Linked DNA regions of Homo sapiens: regions 1 and 3 are each linked to region 2. The links are chromatin loops, found by intact Hi-C in ENCODE. Cell type or tissue: heart left ventricle. All regions are shown on one strand.

What was found. Peaks named below come from ENCODE experiments on the same cell type or tissue, not always from the same donor. Only the 100,000 strongest peaks of a DNase experiment are listed, where the experiment ranks them.
Region 1: a loop joins it to region 2, with 3 times the contacts of the local background. A loop is called at or near these places in 30 of 110 quality-filtered maps.
Region 3: a loop joins it to region 2, with 2.5 times the contacts of the local background. A loop is called at or near these places in 34 of 110 quality-filtered maps.

The regions. Positions count from the first base shown.
Region 1 is chr4:155,754,876-155,762,875 of GRCh38, reverse strand. It overlaps GUCY1B1 (guanylate cyclase 1 soluble subunit beta 1), which reads right to left and starts at 3,855. Exons shown (of 14, transcript NM_000857.5): 1 at 3,733-3,855; 2 at 3,016-3,089. The coding sequence starts at 3,735. It overlaps LOC105377506 (a long non-coding RNA gene), which reads left to right and starts at 4,461. Exons shown (of 8, transcript XR_007058484.1): 1 at 4,461-4,686. RefSeq lists silencers at 2,808-3,077, 3,528-3,677. In heart left ventricle, CTCF peaks have their summits at 2,793 (motif pointing left) and 3,850; DNase peaks (open chromatin) are centred at 2,815 and 3,895; H3K4me3 peaks cover 3,418 bases; H3K27ac peaks cover 2,183 bases.
Region 2 is chr4:155,663,558-155,671,557 of GRCh38, reverse strand. It overlaps GUCY1A1 (guanylate cyclase 1 soluble subunit alpha 1), which reads right to left and starts at 4,710. Exons shown (of 10, transcript NM_001130682.3): 1 at 4,593-4,710; 2 at 4,139-4,212. In heart left ventricle, a CTCF peak has its summit at 4,298; DNase peaks (open chromatin) are centred at 3,897, 4,247 and 4,717; H3K4me3 peaks cover 5,712 bases; H3K27ac peaks cover 2,675 bases.
Region 3 is chr4:155,431,866-155,439,865 of GRCh38, reverse strand. All of the region lies in intron 1 of LOC105377503 (a long non-coding RNA gene), which reads right to left. Among named protein-coding and RNA genes, the nearest start is that of MAP9, 59 kb to the right of the region's middle. In heart left ventricle, no CTCF peak of the experiment used is centred here; no DNase peak of the experiment used is centred here.

The sequences.
Region 1 (8,000 bases), 91 kb before region 2:
GATCACATGTAGCCCACTTTGTCTGGTTTGGTTGTTTGTTTGCGTTTTCCTGGTCCAAGAGCTAACAATGGTTTTAATATTTTTAAGTGGTTATATTTTTAATAGTTATATTGATTCCTACATAATATCCTCAGTTTTACCTTGGCCTGTAACACCTAAAACATTTACTATCTGGCCCTTTAAGAGAAAGTTTGCTGGCCCTTGGTCTAGACAATTTTTCTTCTTCTTAAGAGGAATTCAAAGCTTTTGTGAAATGGTTATATTGTTGGTAAGAGTGTAAGTGGATACTGAGTTTACAATGAAGCATTTTTGGCCCTTATCCACTTAGAATTTTCTGTCTGCTGTCTGGAATCTGTTACTTAGGGTTTTATTTGTCATTAAATGTTTGGCATCTTTTCCCATCCTTTCTCATGAAGGATGGATGGCCATTTCCTAGTGAAGCAAAAAAGTATAATGTAAATTTGTATAAACATCAATTTAGATAGTTTCTCAAAGACCAAAAGAAAAAATAAGAGTTTGGTACTTACTGAGACAAAAAAAAATGTTTTTCCTCTTATATTCAATTTCTTATAAAAGTTAAAACTGAAAGCATCTTGGACCAATGACTGCTTTAATATTCCCTGAAGCAGAGGGTAGGGAGGGGAGGAGGAACCAGAATCACCCAAGGAGCATTTTTCAATTACACTCCTCCAGGTTCTCCTCCCCTCTCCCCAGGCAGCAAGATTCTTTTCTGTGGAAAGCAAATGCTCTCCCAGGGAGCATTTAGTAATTACTCAGGGGTATTGGGTTGGAAACCAAGGAGCAGCTTTAATGCCCTCAGTGCAGAGAGTTCAACCATGTTCTCTAGCCCAGACACTAAACCACACCCAAGATCAGCTGGGGTCCACCAAAAGATGCTTAGACAAATAAAGAATCAACACTAACACCTGGATTACCAACACCAGTGTGACTAACACTTTTTCCCTTGCAGGGGCATAACCTTGAGGCAATTTTATTTAAGAAAAGACCAATATAACTTGTTTCATTTTTACCAGAAAAATTGTGTTGTGGATGATTGGAATTTTTATCCTTTAGACAAATTATGAATACTGTTGGAAGCTACTTAAAGATAAATTAGTAAGTTAATAAATAATTTTTTAAAGTAGAATGGAACAATATTCTCAGCTTGATTTTGCAGAGTTAAATTCTCGTCAATTGAATCTTTACATATTTGGACTTCCTCTGGGAAAATATAAGCAATATAAACAAATCTCTGGATAATTTTAACTTTTTAAAATGTCTGATACATTACTCTATAAAGTATTATTTTTCATCTCTGTATTTAACAGTGATCTAAACTGATAATGGCTAGGATATACAATCTAAATCTGGTTAAATTACATAATGACTGTTTAATCATAATAGCCATCTTTTATTCTGCTCTAAAAATTCTAAGCATATTCATTGTCATAGCATATCTACCAGCAAATTTGGGAATTTCTATCTTACAGATGCAAAAGCATCATATGGAGAATATATATATATATAGCATTTATAAATTTACAAAGGAAGTGGCTTAAAAATAATTCGGTAGTTAAGTTATACTGTTAACAATCTTTTTTTGATGTCTGCCTTGTTGATATCTGTCTACTAAGCAAAATAAAAATTATAATGGTATTAAGATGGCCAGAAAATTCAAATCCTAAAGTAACTTTTGGTGCCTATGTTCTCATTGGATTCAACCACATACTTGCCAAATCTCGGCTTCTGTTTATAATATGTAGGTAATATGCCCTGTGGATAATACAAATGGTTTCTGAAACATGAAAGAAACGCTCAGTGATACAGATCCAGGGGAAAGAAAAGTTACATTTTCGTGCTTAATATATAACCCTGGTCATTTCTATGGAAACAGATCGTTATGAGAAATCACCATCATGTAACTGCATAATAAGGCCTGTTAGAATTGATTGCTAATAATTGTAATGTGCTTAGGGAAAAACAGCATGGAAGCCTCACCTACCTGAGACAACAAAATGAAATCACTAAGTACAGGAAATCAGAGTGAATAATAACAGTGTATTCCCATCTGCCCACCCAGGAAACCCTTCCTTCCACCTTTGTTACAATGTGATAGTCTGACTGTTGCTCTAATATGAAAATCCATAAATAGGGTTTTGGAGTAGCTAGTTGGTGGTGGTCAGCTGTACCATAAGTTAAATGCAAATTTTTTGAGAGTGAGAGGAAAAAGGAGAGACAACTTTATTAGAGTGAAATAGTCAACCTGCCTGCAGACATGCTGACCCATCAGTCATTCCAACAGGTTTAAACTCTCAGGTGGGTGTGGTATTTCCGTTCACATCCCCAGTACTGGGCTCAAAGCTCCAGGACTGAAAGTAGAATGCCTCCTAGAACTGTTAAGTCTTCAACACAGTAGAAAAAAACGGGGGATAGGGGTTGGGGCGGGGGGGGTGGGCAGTGGGATTTGGGGAAAACAAAAAACTTCCAATTTTCACTTTATTTAAAAATGAATAAATGCGCTTAATTCACTGTTGCTCAAGAAATAATCTCCCGCGTGTTTCAGCATACCAAAAAGGCCTAACTTACGCCAGGTGTGTAAATCATAAAGGAGCCAAAGTCTTCCGTTTGTTTCTAAGGCCTCCGGGCGCAGGAACCTCGCGGAGGCCCGTGTGGTCCCTCGGGGCTCTGCACGCGTGGGAGCTGCCCGGCCTGCTGAGCCTGGGAGCGCCGGCAGCGCGTTCCCACGCTCAGGCCGGGTCGGGAAGCCGTGGTGACCCCTAGGGGCTCCTTTCCGCGGTTCTCGCCCTCGCAGCCCCGCCCCAGCCGCCCCTCCCCTCCTGGTTCCAGTCCCGGAGCGTGGGAGCGCAGCTGCAGCGAGCCGGGAGCGAGGCGCGGAGGCACCTCCAAGGATGCGCGCCCGCGACCCGGCCAGCAGGCTGAGGACCAGGCGAGGCGCGGGGGGCCTCCCACACTGGGCGCCGACCTGGGCCACAGCCAGGGTAGCCGGCCACTTACTTGATGTCTTCCCACACCTCGGGGCCGTAATTGCGGATCACCAGCAACTCCAGGGCGTGATTCACAAATCCGTACTGCGGGGACAGGGAGAGACTTGAGCGTCAGGGACCCGCTGTACCTGAGAAGCGGCTTGGGGGCGAGGCTGCTGCCTCTGCTCCCATGGCGCTGGCTTAACCTTTCACCCCGCCCCTGACTCCTCTCCCTTAGGGGTACTATGCACTAAAGGAGTCGGATCGTGGGGGCGCAACCCCCCAATCCCTGGTGGATTCTCCCCGTCACCATCCGCCCCACCCCCACGCTATCTTCCCACCCTCCTCACCTGTCACCGCTCCGGGAGAGGCTGGGCATCGGGGGCAGCGCGGGGACGCGAACCCGGAGCCTTCCCTTCCGCTGGCGCTCAGCCTCCCACACTGGTGGGGCCGGCCAGAGCCGGGAAGACCCCACGCCTCCGCCGCACCTCCCCTTCCCGAGCTCAGGAAGCTGCGGTGTGGAGCGGCAAACCCGCCTGGGAAGCAAAGGCACCGATCGCCCCCGCCACGACTCGCGGCGTTCCCACCTCCCCTGACTGGGCGCGGGCAAGGAGTGAGGCTGCTCCCGTGGCCGGCAGTGAGCGCCCAGGGCCCCCGAGCCAAGCTCCGGCTGCGCGGCCAGTTCCCTCGCTGCCAGGCCGGCCGAGGAGGGGTGAGGTTCGGGCCGCACCCGGCTGAGAGCACTTACCATGGTGTCTGCACCGGGAGCCGGGGAGGCAGCCCCCACGCAGAGGTACGGCCGAAGGGACCCAGGCAGAGGCGGCAGCGGCTACAGCGCAACCGGGCCGGGGAGGCAGCATCGAGCTGGAGCGAGAACAGCCGCCTTGGCCCGCCCTGATTGCCACCTCTTCCCAGCCAATGGCGAGTCGAGCCGCAGGGGGCTGGTCGGTGCTCCCCAGTTCTTCAACCAATCAGGGACAGAGGAGGGAATTCGGATGCTCTCAATGCTGCTGCGCTCCAGTGCCTTCCCGCCCCCGCCTGGTGACAAGGCCTTCATTTGAGGCCATAACAATGACAGTGGAGAAGCCCCAGCCGTGCTCCTTGCATGAATTCTGGAGCAGAGGAAATGCAGCTCTTGTGGACCCACTAAATGTATTATTATTCAGAGATCTGCCCTCAGTGGTTAACACAAGCAAAAGGGAACAGGGCGTGTTTGTTGTGTGAGCGTGTACGTGTGTACTTTGCAATGGACAGACCTTAAAAGGAATATCCTCTGTTGCTGGCATCCTCATGCTTATCTTTGTCTAGCGGAAAAACATTTCCTCTGTGGCTTGGTCCCACAACAGTTTATGGCAAATTTAAAGCTGGTAATATTGAGAAAAACATATTTTCACTTCTAGTCAATGAGACTAGTTGAGTGAAGCACCAAAAATTTTCAGTAATGTAGTTTGGTGGACGTTATGTTAAATCCAGTCCTGCCCTTTACTAAACTGTACAAGATCCAGCGATATTCTAGGCTTGATCCCTGTGGGACACCTTTCCCTACACCATGTCCGGGAGCCATAATTCCAGGGAGTTTGTAACCCTCTAGAGCGGGCCTCTGTTGCTGTTTCTTAGCAACAGACGAACTGGAAAATGACCAGTACAAAATGCACAGACTTTAACTACTCTACCTCCAGCTTACATTCTACCAGGCCCTTAGGTTAGTTAATGCTCTGAGTCCTGCCATAGAGAGAAGATGAGAGGAACAGGAAGTGGCAGCTTATTAAAGCTGTTTGTACCTGAGGTATATGGACTCCAGTTGACTTTTAGGGCAAGGTCAAAAGTGAGGTCACCAGTCTCAAGTGGACCTGAGAAGCCAGATGGTATTTTAAGATGTGCATATTTTGTTGTGAGAACAGTCTCAATATGGTTAGAGAAAAATGTCAAAACAATAAGATTGTGCTGACATCAGCACCGAGAGAGCTATGATGAAGGAAACTGATACAGAAATAGTGGCATGTAGCAAACAAACAAAACAACAAATTACTTTAAAAATTTCCATTATTGGTGGAATGAGTAAATAGATTACAGCCTTTCATACAATCTAACACCTTGTTTTAAACAACTATTAAAACATTAATCATTATTTAACAACAATTAACCACTAATTTTGAACCATTAAAATGGCACATTAAACAACCATGAAAAAGCAGGAGGGTGACTAGAAAATGATGATGCAGAAAAGTATTGTCAGGTTTACAAAACACCACAAGAATGTAATCATTTTCCATTTTTTAGAGTTAGTATACAGTAAGGTGCTATGTGGGTAATAACACAGGCACATACATGTTGCTGTAAGAATAATGGTTTGGGAGGAAACACAGGAAGTGTTGATATGGCTATCGTCTGTAATTAGAACCAGTGGCTGGAATGGCCATGACTCTTACTTTTTATAACTTTCTGTATCTTTTGATTATTTTTCTACACAGATGAATTTTCTTTACTGTTACATAACTGAATTTTTTTTAACTTTTATTTTAGTTTCAGGGGCACATATGCAGGTTTGTTATATAGGCCAATTACATGTCTTGGGGGTTTGGTGTACAGATTACTTTGTCACCCAAGCACTAAGCATGGTACCCAACAAATAGTTTTTTGATCCTCACCCTCTTCCCACCTTCCATCCTCAAGTAGGCCCCAGTGGTCATTGTCCCCTTCTTTGTGTTCATGTGTACTCCGTGTTTAGCTCCCACTTGCAAGTGAGAACATGTGGTATTTGGTTTTCTGTTTCTGTTAATTTACATAGGATAATAGTCTCCAGCTCCGTCCATGTTGATGCAAAGGACATGATCTCATTCTTTTTGATGTCTGCATAGTATTCCATGGTATATATGTACCACATTCTCTATCCAGTCTACCACTGATGGACATCTAGATTGAGTCCATGTCTTTGCATATAGTGAATTCACATATTAATTCACATATATTCACAAGTATTCATTTTGTGAATAGTTTATTTCATTCCATGTGACTAGTGCTGTGATGAACGTATATGCATGCATGTGCCTTTATGGTAGAATGATTTATACTCCTTTGGGTATATACTCAATAATGAGATTGCTGGGTCAAATGATGTTTCTGTTTTAAGTTCTTTGCGAAATCACCAAACTGCTTTCCACAATGGCTGAACTAATTTACATTCTCACCAGCACTATATAAGAGTTCCCTTTTCTCTATAACCTTGCCAGAATCTGTTGTTATTTGACTTTTTAATAATATACATAAAATAACTTTTAACTTGCTAAAAAAACTTAAAAAAAAAAACTATGTCTCTTATCTGTTCACCTTTGAGCAGCAATGGACCCATGCTCTCTGGTTTACGGTGTGTTGTGGTGTCCTCCACCTTAAACTTTACATAGGCAAAAGATAAGGAGATTGAATTGTTCTCTGGGAATGAAAAATGAGGAAAGCTCACTTAGAGAAAGATATGAGAGGAAATGAATAATGAGCATTTCTGCCAATGTCCCTTTCTCTCTGTCTCTTTCTCTCTATTTCAGTTCTTCTACCCTCACTTTCCCTTTTGTCCAATAACTTTTTGCACTTGTTGTTGTTTTTGTCCAACACATTTTTGCATTTGTAAATGTTTTTACTGTTTTATTTTCCAATTGTCTTATATTCATTCTGAATCTAAAAGAAGTTCTAGACACTAAACATTTACTGACTTTTGTTTGGCCTACAAGATATTACACAGGCTGTGATGTTCAGGGACAGAAGGATGCCTGCCAGCTGTAGAGGATCTCAAAAGAGGGGTCACCATTCTTCTATAAAAGCTCCCTACCTGTTGTCATCACTGCTGGCCAAGTAGCATAGGAATCATATCAGGAAGTAGATTATGCTATATTCTCTGAACAATGCATTGCATTCTTGTATGTATGCCCCAAGCTGAGGAGGATCAGTTAAAGATGAAAAAGAAGAGCTTAGGGAATGGCTTAGCCAGCCCTAAAATCAACATGAAGTTCAGTCTAATGAATGAACAATAAGTAAAAAGGCAATATGTGGCTTTCAGAAATGTCAGCTGAAGTGACTCACATTTTCAGCGAATAAAAATAAATTACTTTGGTAAGTTAAGTATTAAAAGTATTGTAATCGGCCGGGCGCGGTGGCTCACGCCTGTAATCCCAGCACTTTGGGAGGCCGAGGCGGGTGGATCACGAGGTCAGGAGATCGAGACCATCCAGGCTAACACGGTGAAACCCCGTCTCTACTAAAAATAACAAAAAATTGGCTGGGCGTGGTGGCGGTCTCCTGTAGTCCCAGCTACTTGGGAGGCTGAGGCAGAAGAATGGCGTGAACCTGGGAGGCGGAGCTTGCAGTGAGCCCAGATTGCGCCACTGCACTCCAGCCTGAGTGACAGAGCGAGACTCCGTCTCAAAAATAAATAAATAAATAAAGTGTTGTAATCATTGTTTTCAAGGCTTTGCTAGTTAATGTGAAAATTAGAAACCTTTGATTAAGGATAAAGGAAGATACATATATATTTGGGGGTGTTCCCAGGTCTGTGCATGTGTTTGTCAAAGCTCTGGTGTTTTGCCAGTTTTTTCTGTGGCTTCCATTTTTAGATCATTTTATGGAGCAGCATGTCATTTCATTTCAACTATTTCTTATACAATGATTTGCTTTATATTCATGTGCCTCTTTAATCTCTGTGGCTAAGAGCCGAATATTGATTCTTTGTGAAGCTTCTGCTGCTGGTCTTGGTTAGTCGCACAATAATCACATCTGTTGTCATTATTTTTGCTAATATAGTCACTCAATACTTCAAGCAAGGAATTCAGAATACTTACAAGCAAAGAGAAAAGCAAATTCTAAATGACACATTCGGTGATGTGATTCTAGATCAATAGAACAAAGAGAGATCCAAGAATTCAGATTCCTAAAGAAGTGACATTCAGATTTATTGTTAACTTGCCAATGAACTGTAAGTTTTGTCATATGAAAAAGGTAGTATTGAATATTAAAAGAAGCACTTTTTAA
Region 2 (8,000 bases):
TGGAGATAATCTGGGCAGACTAGAAAACCTGGAAAAATCCAGAATATGTACCATGGAGAATTTGATATGACATTAACTAAAAAAGAATAAAATAGCTGCACAAAGTATCCTCCAAGCTGACATTGGAGTGAAGCAATTGGTAGTTGGCTACAAGATACAGTTATGTCTCTCTTTGTCCAGCTAAATCAACAGCAAGGAAGGTAAAGCAAACATTAAAAGTGAAGCTGACATTGGGAAGGCAGGTTCTGGTAGGTCTAGTGGCAAGAGATTTAAGGGTTGGAGCAGAGTTAAAATTGTTGGTGAAATAAATAACAGTTTACAAGCAATTCTGAAGAGGCCACAAACTATATGACGGAAGAGCACACAAGGGTCTCTGTCACCAAGACCATAGCTCCATGTGGTAGCATCAAAGCATAAACAAGCCTTAATTCAAGAATAACAATGACAACAATGTTAAGCTCTTTAGACACCTACTATGCACCAAGCACTATGGATCCAACATTGGATACCGTGAAGGAGATTTGAGTTTAATGGGAGATGCAGACATTTAAACAGGTACTTTCAATGTCATGTGACATAGCAAAAGGGGATAAATAGATAGGCTGGACCTAGAAAAAAAGGTCAGGATTAAGAAATGGGTCTGCCCCATTTGCTTCCCCCCTAAGAAGGTGTTCACTCTCAAAGCCATTGTCTCGTGTCGACTTCCTGCTAATTCTTAGTATGGTGAGATAGATGACTTGGTATGTGAGTTAATTAATTTGACTTGGCCTCAATTTTTAAAATGGAGGATTTGTTTTAATGAAATATTGTTTAATGGCCAGAAAGCATACCAGAAGTTAGAAACTACAGGCTGTGAGGCACATTCTTGTGGCAAGGAAGAGCCTGCTCCAGAGTCCCTCAAGTTTTAAGATGTAGCCATTCTCTCCTACTGTGGGCTGAGAGGGAAGCCCACTCTACAGCTCTTCTTTCACCCCTCCAAAATAACTCTGTTCATCCTCTGTAAGCCTTCGAGGCTATAGGAAGATGAAGCCTATTGGCATGAACCCAGGGAAGAAGAAAAATTACATATATAATAGGTAAGACATTTCAAAATGTTCTGAAAGAAAATAAAAGAAGCAGATATGATTCAGGATAGCCAGGAAATTACTTCACCCAAAGTAAATCAACTAGTAACTAAACATTGACAAAAGCTCTTCTTATATCAAGTCAAGATGTAGACACCCAAAACAAACTATTGCAGAATGAATGTAGATGGTCAAGAGACAAACATATTTTTAATTATTAATACTTTGGGGAAAAAATTTGTTTTTACAAATGTGCAGAAAAGTAATAAATAGAAATGTTTAAGAAAAGTGGCTTGGGTAAATATTTTTAATTAACCAGTGTAAAAATAGTGCCTTCAAAATGGAATATTCTCACAAATAAAAGCCAAGCAACTTCTTAGTGAATCTGACAGAAAAAGTCATTCTCAGTAACAGCTTCCTCCAAAAATTTTTCCCATTAATGCACATACTTTTTGGCTTGTATTACTGAAATGTTGCTTTACCTTTCCATTTCCCCTTACTTGTAGAGATTCATTCTGATGGCTAATTTGATGTTTATTTAGTTCTGAAAAAAGGTTAATTAGAAATTATGGGGGTGCAGATCGTGTTATTTTAAACTAACCTGTAAAGCAAGAAATATTATCCTCAGTCCACACTCATTAGTTGCTAGCAAATGTAAATGCAGGATTTAATTTCCCTTGTATAGTTTCTGAAAAAATTCAAAGTTATGCAATATCAATGTGTCAATAAAAGTGATGTTAGATAAACATTTAATTTTTTTCAATTTCATTTGAAAAATATAACAAAATTCTTAAAATTCGGTCACAAAATATTTTACTGATGTATTTGTAATAGATATACTTTAATTTTAATATTATCACTTGTTTGTAGTGAAATATTAAAATAGCTTTTCAAAATGTCTTAAGAAAGATCCCTTAATAAGACATAATTATAAGAGTTATAAGTACTAAGCATTGTGAAGTTTTTCACACTTTTGTTTTTGGTATTGCCATAAATAAATAAAATAATTTTATATTTCCTTCCTCATTCTCCGAATGACAGAAAACGATTTTAATCATGTTATTTAATACCTGAATATCTAGAAGCAAGACCTTTAAGGGGCTATTTATATTTCATACACTATGAGACACTATACCAAGCATAAGTACTTTATATTTTGATTGGATTTCAAAGACAAAAATATAATTTTTATTTTCTGTCGTATAATAGAAAGAGATCTTACAATATAAAGTATAAATATACCTTATAAATATAAATATAAGGTACCCATCTATTAATTACAAATTTCTACTAAATACGTTCACAGACCTGTTTCCTAATACATTAAAATACATACATCTGGTCTATTTTATGTGAAATATTTAACTACGGTAACACCATTTAATTGTTCTAGAATTTTCCTTCTAGCCTATGTCTGCAGGCTGTATGTAGACAGCCTGTTGTTTTGATAAGAAAAAGTATGGCTTACGTGTTTTTACCCCGTGGTTCTTAATTTTCTATTAGGACACAGGTCCATTTTGGATATTTGACTATGTACTATCTCCCTTAAAATGCAGCCACTCTAATGTTTAAATACAATTTTAGGGACTTCACGGCCCCTTGAAGAAGATCACGGACCCAGTTGTTTAATGGCTGAACAAAGCACAGAATGCATAGACAACTTCCACTGAAGCAATAATAAAGCTTATATGTATAACTTTCAGACCAATTAAGTGTTGCTTATTTTGGTTACATCGTCGTTGCTATCATAACGAGTTTACTTTTTACCACTGTACATAATAGGGTACCTGAAATGATCACTCTTAAAGAAAAAATATGTATAGCAATTTTAGGAAAAGCAACAGACCACTTCTACACTCTGAACCAAGATAAAAAAAAATTATATCAAGTGCTTCTATGCTTACCCATATGTAACAGGAAAGTTTGACGTTTGTACAAAGACAGTTCTAGTAAGTGGTAGAGATGTATGAAATCAAATCAATTCATTAAATAGGCATTTAGTGAAATTACCATAGGAGAACTGATCCTAAAACATCACTATTGATATGTTATAAATGAAGTTCAAATGAAAGAAAAAAAAATCTGTCCTATTTAAAACTCAGCACTGTTTCCATAGGTTCCAAATCAAGATGCCTTCAACCAGTCATCGTTAAGTGAGCCATACAATCTTCTGGCTTACTTCAGAAGATGTAAACTGTTTATCGAGTGCAAAATGAAAGAATAACCATGTGAAAATCAGTGAGCAGAGAAAGACGCACGAAATCCATAGCCTGAAATCACATGACCACATTGCAACGCAGCCCCTCACACCATTGTCACTGTCAGGCAGCTCAGGCGACAGGGTGCAGACAGGCGCGGAGACCGCGGTGGCCCCCTGCTCACGCTTTCTCCAAGAGCCGCAGTCCTAACGAAAACAGAAATGGGACTGCTAAGCAGTAAATCATTTGTCTCTCTCGCACACACGCGCACACCTCGTGGAGCCGCTGGGCAGTTAGCCGGCTGCCTTCTCTGGGCAGCCCAGCGATCGCAGCTTTTGCTGTGGAGGAGGACGCGCCTCTTACCCACGCCGCAGCCGGCCGGGTGAAGTTGCCCTGAAGCCCGCCACCGCCTCCAGCCCTGCTGCCTCCGGGGTCCAGGCATCCCCCAGCTGCGCCCGCTCGCTTGCCTGCCGGCGCGCCGGAGGCCGCAGCGCTGCACGCGGCTGATGGGCTCTGGGGCCCAGGCGCCCTGGCCGTGGGAGACCAGCGGCCCCGGCGCGCCCCGCGCGTTCTCACGGCCCGGCCCCGCGAGCTCAGCAGCCGGCGCGGCGCTGCTCGGCGCCCACCCCCGTCTGTGCTCCTCCCTCGGGCGCCGCGGGTCCCCCGGGCCCTGGGCCGGCCCCTCGGGCGTCCTCTCCTTTCCTCTCGCTCCTCCCCAGCGTGGGAACCCGATGCTGGCTTCCCAGGGCTGGGCAACTGGGAGCGTACCGAAGGTTTCTCAGGAGAGGAAGGAGACCCAGCCCAAGCGGGGGTCCCGGAAGAGGGACCGCCTGTCTGAAGAACCCCGACCCGCGTGGGGATGCAGCGACCACTTACTTGGTGGCTTCGCACACCTCGGGGCTGTGCTTCCGGATCTCTAGCAGCTCCAGGGCGCGCCTCGCAAATCCGCACTGCGAATGGAGAAAGAGAGCAGGCGTCAGGGGTGGCAGGCAGTGAGCGGGAGAGGGGACCCTGCAGTGGCACCTGTCGGTCCCCGCGCGAGTGCACCCTGGGCACTCGCGGCAGCGGCACTTACGCTTGGGTCGCTCATGTCTACCTGTTCAACAGGCTAGGCGGGACGCGGCGTGCCTCGGAAACTGTATCGCCCGCGTGGCTCCCAGACAGTCCTCCTTGCCTTTGTCTCTCTGTGTCTGTGTCTCCCTCTTTGATCACCCCAAAGGAACCCTTGCAGTTCCTTTCCATAAGGCATTCGATTTTTTCAGACCTCTGCCCGCCTCCTCCCCTTCTCCGCACCGAAAGACTGAAAAAGAAAGTAGCAGCCAAAACGCACCATGGTGAGATCACGCCCGGCTGGGGTCTCTAAGCTCCTCCAGGCGCTCCCTCCCCCACAGGTGTCCTCCGCCTGGGTCTGTTCCAGGCTGCTCGCTGCTCTAGCGCAGGAAAAGTGTAGGAAAACTCTGCACTGAAACCTGCTTCTGGAAAACTGACTCTGAGCTGAGTCCCACCCACTAGGCTCAGACTAGGGCAGGGGAACTGAGTCCTGGTCTCTGCAGCCGCCCAATCGCCATAACAGAAATCACTGTGTGGAGACAGAGACCTAGGGGCAGGGGACAAAAAAAAAAAAAGAGAGAGAGAGAGAGAAAGAAAAAAATTGGAGGGGACTCCAGGAAAATTTGGCACACTTAAAAAGAAAAACAAAAACATGTCTTCTCCACTATGCACTGGTGTGGAAAAACTGTAGTTTTCCACAGTTAAAAACTCCAACATTTCTGCTGGGGAAGTTGACATCTGCGCTGATGACTCTCTTGTCCTGGTTTTCAGATTTGAAGCCAATCTACTCATTTGCAGATGCAGTTTTATGGTTACAGAGATTTTACATCTTTTCAGTAAGGTCTGGCTTCTGCCTGGTTCAGTGCATTTAGTTATATTTGTTACCGTTGTGTGTGTTGTGATATTATGCTTTTAGTCACCTTTCTGACTTAAAAAAATCCCATCATGCTGTTCCATTGTGAATTAACAATTAATCATGATCTTTATGTGATCCATTTTCAATTCAGTTCAATTCATGGTTATCTTCCTCTTTTATATCTCCCCCAAGTACACCATCTAATCTGGTCCCATTTGTAAGCTCATCACATTTGCAAACTTTCTCCCAGTCTTGCCTACTGTGCTTGCCTCATAGTGAACATTAATCAGAATCAGGAAAAAAATACATTTAAATAAGTCAGGAACAGTTAAGAAAGTCAGCAATATAAGCACAGGTAGTCACAGAAACTTTTGCCTTCCTGCCATCTCAGAAACTTCTCTTCCTCTACATTTAACCCATGATACTCTCTTAGATCAGTAGGACATTTGTACTAAGAATATTTAGAACTTCAGATGTAGAAGGAAACTTAAAAAATACACAGTAATTCATTAGTAAAAAGAAGAGGGAAGTCATACTATTTTTAAGTAAATGCTATGAACATTCAGAAGAAAATGAGATATTGTCTGACAGGGTTCATAAAGGAACAGTACTAGAGATAGGACTTGAAGGATTGGTTATGTTTGGAAAAAGATAAAATAGAGGACTTTTTTGTTGTTTTTGCTTTTCTCTGACAGAGGGAAACTTGTGAGCAAACATACAGAGGTTGGAAAGGCATGACACTGTTATTCAAGAAACAAGGAGTAATACCATCTGGTAGAAATAAAAAGTACATAAAGAAAAGTGTAGGAAGATACGGTGGAAAGATAGGCCGGGTTCAGATGCCTGATCCGCAGTTGTCACGTGTTGCAGGCTTGTATAAAGACTTTGTTGTTGCTGTTGTCCTCGTCTGTTGATACCATTACCAATATTCCTTTCATTCTGGAAAATGACTTGTTTAACCCATTAATTTCTACTTTTACCATTCTCAAGTTTTATGGCACACCAAACTCCTTGATTAGTATTGCATTTGACCCCAGTACATTCTGCCAGGAGCTACCGAGTTTTACTAAGAGTAGACTCTCAACTGGATAGTGTCTTGTCTTCTTCCTCCTCTATCCTTTCTGACTGTCAGACAATGGGTAAGAAGAGGAAGCAACCAATCTAAACATAAGGGTGGCTAGAACCACCAAAAGGTGACTGCAAAAGACATTCTGTAATCTGGATGTTTGATATGCTCTAAAAAAGTAACAAGAGTTCCTTGTTGTTAGGGAAATACTAATCTTCACAGCCTAATTTCCTAGTAATGAAAATGGTTCATAACGGGATTCACTAAAATGCCTGCTGAGTGGATAAATGAATACCTGAATATTTCATCATCTTCCAGGTCCAATCTTCTTTCTTATAGTTGACTTATGGGTTAAAACCTACTTTCCTCCACTTTATGGAGAATAAGAAAGTTGTCATGACAACTTAATAAAAATGTTAACAAGGAAAATTACTCAGTGTAAAGCAATCTCCTTAGCCATGTTGATGCTGGCAGAAAAGCTCAAGAAATTTTTATTTCCTCTCAAGATGCTTTGTTTTTCTTGTACCTACAACCCACAATTGACAACAGCATGAAAGCATTTAAATGTACATTACTTTCACACTTGCAAATGAAAGGACAATGGCAACTAGAGATAGTATCTAAATCCTTGCTACTCAGAGTATGGTTTCTATATTAGCAGTATCCCATAACCTACAATCTTGTTGGAAATACAGAAGTTCAGGCCCCTCTCTAAACCAACTGAATCAGACTATCCATTAAACAGAATCCTCAAGTGATTCCTATGCACATTAAAGTTTGAAAAGCACTGGTCTACTATCAAGGCATTAAGTATGATAAGCCTCAAAACACATCGTATGAATCTTTCTAAATTCAGGGATTTTTAGAACCTGCATCTTTATTTTTCTGGGTTACTATTGCCATGTCAGTTCAAATAAAGTAATGGGACTAATGGTTTCATCTCTACTGACTTTGTGGACCATAAAAAATCCATAAACCAAGGGGAATTAAGAACGAGATAGAGAACAGTAAAAGGGTAGAAATGAGAGAAGTGTTACATATATGTCAGGGTCAGAGCTTTGTTTTATTTTTAGCAAACGAACAAACTATGGATTGTATGGTTTACCAAATTAGGATAACCTCTCAAATATAAGAAAAATAAGATAAACTTCTGGCTCCTTATTTCCTCCTTTTCTTAGTATTATTCATTTTCAATTTGTTTTAATGTACCTGGTTAAAGTTTACACTGGTAACTTGCAGTAAGATGATGCAAAGACTCCAAAATGTCTCTTTTGTATGAATGTAAAGCTTTAGTTAGAAAAACTAGATCTTATTAGGTTGGCGTCCACGCATTTCTAGTCCTGGTATAGACATTCACAAAGCAGCCTGGACTGGAAGAGATTCTGATGGTAACAGAAATGCTGTCCACTATATTTTTGCCAAGGAGTTGGTGTTTGTGAGCAGTAAATACAGTGGTAGGTAGAATAATGGCACTCCAAAGATGTCTACCTGCTAATCCTTAGAACCTGTGAATATGCAATTTTACATGGCAAGAGAGAAGTAAGGATGCAGATAGAATTAGGGTTACTAATCAGCTAGTCTTGAGATGGGAATATTATTCCAGATTAGGTGGGTGAACCAAATGCAATCAAAAGGGTCCTTGTAAAAGAAAGATTAAAGCAATAGAGTCAGTCAGAGTCGGAGTGATGCTATGTTAGAAAGAATTGATAAGCAATTGCTGGCTTTGAAAATAGAAAGGGGGCTGGGTGCAGTGGCTGACACCTGTA
Region 3 (8,000 bases), 230 kb after region 2:
GGTGCATTTATAAACCTTTAGCTAGACAGAAAGTGCTGATTGGTGTGTTTACAATCCTTTAGGAGACAGAAAATTTCTCCAAGTCCCCACCCCACCCAGAAGCCCAGCCGGCTCCACCTCTCAAAAGCACAGAGGGACAAGCCTTACAACTGAATATTGATAAAAATGGAAGAATTTGGGTAAAATATAAATATATTCACATATTTGGGAATAAACTGAGATAGGTTTTACCTTTAATTTTTCCAAACTGATTTTCTAAAAATTACTTTGGTTACCAAAATTTGTATTAAATTAGGAAAACTCCTCTTAGAGTAATTTTCACCAAAACAAAACAAGCAACAGGTTTTTTTAAAAAAGAGGTTCACAAGCTGAGGGTTCCAGATTAAACATTTCAAGATATCCAAACACACACACGTAAAACAAATAATTAACCTTGGAGAAAGTCTAGCCTTAAAAAATTATCTATCTATCTATCTATCTCTCTCTCTATCTATATAGATAGAGAGATAGATAGATATATGCTTCTTTTTAACTAAAATACTATTCAGATATGAGGGATACATTATGGTGTTGCTCAGCAGTTTTGACGTGAATCACACCGGTTAAACTGAATGTCATCCTTGGCAATACGTATAAGCCTGGACTTATCATAAGCCTCATAAAATATTCAGAGGATTTGTTTTTTGATTTGTTTTGTTTCAACTGCTATATTCAGATATCCAAAGAAAAGTTTTAAAAAATAAAGTGAAAGGAAAAAAGAAAAGGGATAGAGTGAGACAATCTGAATGCTGAATGATAGAATTGCAGTGTCCATTTCAAAGCATCCCTTAATACCAGCTGTCTCCCCATTTACTCATTTCATTCATTCATCAATTGTCAAGTGTCTGTCATGGACCAGGACCTATTCTAAGCTCTGGTGATATATTCAACAAAACAATGACCCTGTTCTTACTATTTTTGTTGAAAGACACAGAAAATTTTAAACAAAACAAATAAACTACTAAATATATAATATCCTACTGTAATAAGTGCTTAAAGAAAAATGATGTAGGGTAATGGAATAGAGAGGGGTGGGAAGGGTTGGGATAGAGTCTGGCAACATGGGCATCTCTGATGTGGTGACTTCAGAGGCGAGATCTGAATGCAGTTCTTAGCATCTACCTATGGGGATTCCAGGAGAAGAACATATTAGGTGGGGGGCTGCAGATATAAAGGCAACAAGCTAGAACAGAGTCAAAAATGGGAAGAGTAGTAGTAGAAGTAGCCCAAGACCAGAGTGTGTAGGGCATTGTAAACACTTATGAGGATTTGGGATTATATTCTGACAGATGCTTGTGACACACAATTGAGCTAGCTATAAAAATGATGCTTTAAATGCCCACAAAGAAAATGGTAAGTAATAAACATGGGCTATCAATCTTATTAACTACATAGCTGGTACCAAATGATTTACATTCTGCATATTTCCACTACCTCAACTGTAATCAAGCTAGTTTTTCTTTTTTACAGCTCATACTATTAAAAAACATTTTTTTTCACTTAACATGTAAGACTATAATGTTGTCCGGGCACGGTGGCTCACGCCTGTAATCACAGCACTTTGGGAGGCCGAGGTGGGTGGATCACAAGGTCAGGAATCCGAGACCAGCCTGGCCAACATAATGAAACCTTGTCTCTACTAAAAATACAAAAATTAGCCTGACGTGGTGCCACGTGCCTGCAGTCACATTTACTTGGCAGGCTGAGGCAGGAGAATCGCTTGAACCCGGGAGGCAGAGGGTACAGTGAGCTGAGACTGCACCACTGCACTCCAGCCTGGGCGACAGAGCAAGACTCCGTCTCAAAAAAAAAAAACAAAGACTATTATGTTGAATATAATTTTTTTTTTTTTAGACAATTTCACTGAAGCAATGTGTTTCATTTCTCATTGACGACTTCCACAATTCTGATTAGAACCCATGGTATGCCTCCTGGGAGATAATCCCTACTGTAGTGATTAAACATAATAGGTACCAACAGTAGAAATTGTAAAATAATATATCACATGTTAAATTATAAAAAACATATGACTCTATTGATCTAAATATAATATAAGATAATTGTTTCTCACCCTCCCCACTTGTAATTCTTGGTCAGTCTAGTAAACTATATACTAAAAATCCATTATCAATCAGGTATAATTTATGATACATCCACATTATTCAAGTGCTTATACAATAATGCTGCTATTTAGAAATCTTTGCCAAAATCAGGAAAAATGCTCTTCTCTTTTTACGAGTCCCTAATTAACTGAATCTTTTCATGAGTGGTCAAATAAATATTTAGAGTTCCAGAAGATAGAAATCAGTGGAAATGTGATTATTCCTATATTTCTACTCAAATTCATAAAACATATCATGCAATAATTACATATTACTTTTACACATTTCTCAGTCTTTTTCTACTAGACCTCAGTTTAATTTAAAAATTCTGACCAGCTAAATTACTCTTATTTTTAGGGAGGTGAAAAAAAAAAGAGAGAGATTTGTTCAAGGAAAAAGAATACCATTGGTAACACTTGGTAACACTCTCAAAGTGAGATGGAAACTCGACTTCCTGAGCCTTTTTAATAACCTAGATAAGATGACGTCAGCTATAACTTATCTTACTTTCTTGGGGCATTTTGTGGCAATCGTCTTTTATTTAAAAAAAGTAATAAGTAATTATTATGAATAATTATTTTTATAAAGAGGAAAAAAGTAATTCCCAGATTATTTTGAGCTTCCATTTTCTTACTTTGTAAATTGCATATATTTTCTCAGTGGAACATAACCTTCAATGCCTTGCACACCATGCCTAAGAAGCAACAGTAAGAGTTTGCCAAATCCATCTTTCCCAGATGAAGCAAAGATTATCACATGGCAAACATTCAAGACTTTTGGTCTACACGGAAGGTTTATTCAAAGATGTTCTGGATCAGTGGGCTAAATCTCTCCCAGATCCACCCACAATCATACTTTTAATATTTCACAATTTCTACCAAATGGTTATTCTCTCCTTCTTTCAAACTTATGCTTATTTGGAAAACCTTAAAGAATGGTTTTGCTTCCCACATAGAAACATTCCGGGCTGAGCACGGTGGCTCATGCTTGTAATCCCAGCACTTTGGGAGGCCGAGGCAGGCGGATCATCTGAGGTCAAGAGTTCGAGACCAGCCTGGTCAACGTGGTGAAACCCCATCTCTATTAAAAACACAAAAATTAGCTGGGAGTGGTTGTGCATGCCTGTAATCCTAGCTACTCTGGAGGCTGAGGCAGGAGAATTGCTTGAACCCGGGAGGTGGAAGTTGAGATCATGCCACTGCACTCTGGCCTGGGAGAGAGTGAGACTCTGACAAAAATAAAAAATAAAAAAAAAAGATGAAAGAAATATTCCTATGTCTAATATACACTTGATTTTCAAATAATTTTATTATTTATTTATTTTGTATTTATTATTTGTTTTTGCAAACAAGATCTCACTCTGTCACTCAGGCAGGAGTGCTATGGTGCAATCACAGTTCACTGCAGCCTCGAGCTCCTGGACTCAAGCCATCCACCTGCCTCAGCCTCCCAAGTTCTTGGGACTGCAGGCACACACCACCACCCAGCTAATTGGTTTTTTTTTTGAGGGGGGCAGGGGGGTTGTTTTGTTTTTGTTTTATAGAGACAGGGTCTCACTTTGTTGTCCAGACTCCAATCATTTTTATATGCAGCAAAAGAAAAATGAGATTCAATAGAACTATAATTCACATAAAATAGAATCTTGATAAATAAGGAAAACTTTCCTCTCTTTATAACGTGATTCTTCCTGAATTCATCATACATTCAATTAGTCAAAACTACATTCTGCTCTTTCTTTTGCCTGCTTTAAGGCTTGGTCATTAGTTATTAATTAATATTCACTGGCTGTAATGTTCAGAACATATTAGATTTGCAAACTTCATCAGACCACCAAGGGCAATGTTGTATCTGAGTGGAAGGAACAGGTTTGATTATAACCCATACATAGGATCACATTAACCATGTGAAAAGAGGGTGTTGAAGGAGGAATCCCAAAATTGAGAGAGTGATAACAAATCTGAATGTGATCACTACATTAGCAACCAGTTATCAGTACCCTTGTAGAACTTTTAAAACTTTAGCACATAATTTACTCCCAAGATAGAACTAAGCAATGTAATCTCTCAACCACAATGAGATAATAAAAAAGGAACCAGCTTACATGTCGAAAAACTAAAATCACCTCTTCATATCTTTTTCAATAAAGAAGATATCCATTTTTCTTCCATACATTCTGTACACAATTTCTCAGCTTTTATGGTATCCCTGGTAGTGGTCTCTGCCTTTGTGATATATTTAGGAAAAAAATAAGAGAAAGATAGCATTTTTGCTGGGGGAGACAGATGATTAACAATAAATCTAATAAATAAATTACGTAGCATGTAAGAAGATGAAACTTCTATAAAAAAACTAAAGACTATCATAAGAAGAATGAAAGTGGCTATGGGGAGGGGCCTATTGCAATTTGCAATAAGTGAATCAGGGTAGACGTTATTCAGAAAATGTCATTAACTAACGAGACATAAAAGAAATGAAGAAGCAGCTCATGTAGCTATGTGAAGGAAGGGTATTTCCAAGAGGAAAAAGGGAGTGTAAAGAGCCTAAGGAAGCAACATACTTGGCCTAATCAGGGAATGCAAGGAGGCCAGCATGGCTGGACCAGGGTGAAAGAGAAAAATCAGCTAGGAAGGTGATGCAATAATCAGGCCAGGGATGACTGTGACTGGGACTAGAGTGGAGGCAGTGAAAAAAAAAGATGAAAAATGGTCAGATTTGAATAGTACGTTGAAAGCAGAACCAATAGAATTTTTCACAAAAACAAATTCAACATTTGTCATCCACATGTCAATATTCATTATCCATAGGTCATCATTAAGAGAAGAAAAGAAACAGAGAATTACTATTTATTGAATTGAACTCTGATCCAGACAACAGTAGCAAGTTGATGGTAAAGGGATGGAAAAACCAACACAGGTCTCTGTGGATTAATAATGAGTTTCCAAATCTCTTGAAGATTCTGCTAGCTTAAATTTTTTAAAATAACTAAAATGTAAAGAACTTTAAATGTACGAATGACAAAGAGTCAAAGTAGACTTATTTTGTTGTCATGTTTTTCAACAGGCTTCTGAAAACACAGCTGTTAGAGAGAACTGAGTGAAATATTCTATACAATAAGAGCCCCTTGTCTGAAAAAAACATTCCCAAAAGATACTCAGAGTGGACAAGAGCCCAGGAAGGAAACTTCTGGGAAAGTGAAGATTCAAACAAAATGCTTATTTGTAACAATAGAGAGAAAGTAAGGAAATGTCTTTTATAATTGCCAGAGTTATGCAGAAAGCCCTCCAATCCCTATTCACATAACCCCCATTAACCCAGACCTTGAGTCCTTTTTGTGTCCTCTACTGAACTCAGAAACTTGGATGTCCTAGAATATTTAGTATCACTTTCCTCAAGGGTAGAAAAGTTTTTTAAAACAAATATTACATTGATAATAGATAACACGTGTGTGCTACGTGCCAGGCACAGATTATCCTGTATGACAACACCCCTATGTAGTAATTATCTCATTATCCCCATTTTATAATGATGAGTCTTAAGTCAAAGAAGTTAGGTGTGTCCAATGTTGCATAGCTAGTAAGTGGTGAAATCTAGTTTCTAATACAGAACAATGAAAGAGGGTTTTGGTCACCTGTATGAAAAATCACAGTTTCTGAGTAATAGGAAGGTCATTGTCTGCAAAGCAAACTGAATAAACAGAGTTGTGAAATAAAATCATATTTTGAGCAAAAAATCCATCCTTTAATGTTTTTCCTCATTTGTGGTAAGGTCCACAGTTTAGTTCCATACCTTGCCTGTGCAGCTTAATTCAGACCTAGGACACCATTTCCTCACTTCTATGCCTATTTAAAACTCACCACTCAATGCCTTACAACCTCCTTTATGCCTTTCCTACTCATTCTGACTCATCTTTCCCTTTCCCTAAAGGGCTTATTTCTCCACTGATGATTCTGGGGCTTAATCATACTATTTGCCTTGTTGTTGAAGTGTTCCTTGTAAGTGTATCTAGGGTGATAACTACATGTGAAAATTGATGTCTACAGATGCACTGGATAGGTCATTTTCTATCACTGAACTTTGCACTATTTATGGTTTTCCATTTTCAGTCAGCAGCAAACAGAACAAACAAACTGATATGGTTTGGCTTTGTGTCCCCACTCAAATCTTATCCTGAACTGTAATCTCCAGGTGTTGAGGAAGGAACGAGTGGGAGGTGACTGGATCATGGGAATGGTTTCCCCCATGCTGTTCTTGTGATAGTGAGGGAGTTCTCACGAGTCTGATTGCTTCGTAAGCATCTAACATTTCCCCTGCTTGCACTTCTCTCTCCTGCCACCATGTGAAGAAGGTCCTTGCTTAACCTTCACGTTCCACCATGACTATAAGTTTCCTAAGGACTCCCAAGCCATGTGGAACTGTGAGTCAATTAAACCTCTTTCCTTTATAAATTACCCAGTCTCAGGTATTTCTTTATGGCAGTGTGAAAACGGACTAATATACAAACACACATCATTTAACTTTGCAAATTCAGAAAAAATCAATTCCAGATTAAAAATCAGTCTTTCCTGTAACTTCTCAGTAATCAATGCAGTATTTCTTCCCCAACGTTCTCTTTTGTGGGAAGGGCTTCTATAGAGCACCATAGCAATCAAGATGGGGAAGGGATGAAGAGAAGTGGGACATCTTTGGTCTGTGACCCTCCTCTGTTCTCACAGGCTTCCACAGTGATGTGATGGGTCAGCCAGTTCTTGCAACTGGCCTTTGTCACCATGACGTGGGTTACCTGATGTTCACAGTCCTACACGCCCTCCTTTGTTTTCAGTTGGCATATTCAACAACAGAAACTTTCAATTCTGTGGCTCACTCCCTCTTACTTCTGGGCACTTTTGGGAGCCCTAGAGACTTTGGAAAACTCTCCCACACTATTCTGGGCTTTGGGAGAGCAGGAGGCCACCTCAGACTCCTTTTTGCCTTGCCTTGCCATCCTTGCTAATCCCTACTCTGGTTCCATTCTGGGCTTCTCTAAGAGGGTTGCAGTGCTCTTAGACCATGTCCTGGAAAATGAGATACAAATACTCTATACTCTAGGATTCCTCCCCTAGAAAGTGTACGCCGTTCGATCTTCTTCCTCCAGAACATAGGATGTGGCCTCAGTAGAGGGCAGTAGGAAGCATCCCACAGTAATCTCTAAACTATTTTTCATCTTTCTCTTCCTCACAGCTCCACTCCTACCTCCCAACATTATTATAAAAAGGTCTTTTCTGAGCCAGGCGAGGTGGCTCACGCCTGTAATCCCAGCACTTTGGGAGGCCGAGGTGGGCAGATTACCTGAGGTCAGGAGTTCAAGACCAGCCTGGCCAACATGGTGAGACCCCGTCTCTATTGACAATACAAAAATTAGCCGGGAGTGGTGGCACATGCCTGTAATTGCAGCCACGCTGGAGGCTGAGGCAGGAGAATTGCTTGAGCCCGGGAGACGGAGGTGGCAGTGAGCTGACATTGTGCCACTGCATTCCAGCCTGGCCAACAGGGCAAGACTCCATCTCAAAAAAAAAAGAGAAAAGAAAACAAAAAGTATACTTCTTACTTCCTCCTGTGTTCTTCTCTGCTTTGTGGTTTGCTGATTAAAATCTATCCTGCAAATCCTTTAGACTTTGCTTTTAATGTGCAATGCTAAAGTTTTCAAGTTCGAAGTTGAGCATTAACTCTCCTTTTTTGTTCTGTATGTATGTAGTAAGAAACCTACTTGAAAAGCTGTACATATAAATAGTCATTGATGAGGCCTGAGTCATAGGGGAATGGATAGTAGTGAAAGACCTTGAAAATTATACAATTTAAAATAAAAATTTTGTTCTACTGGTA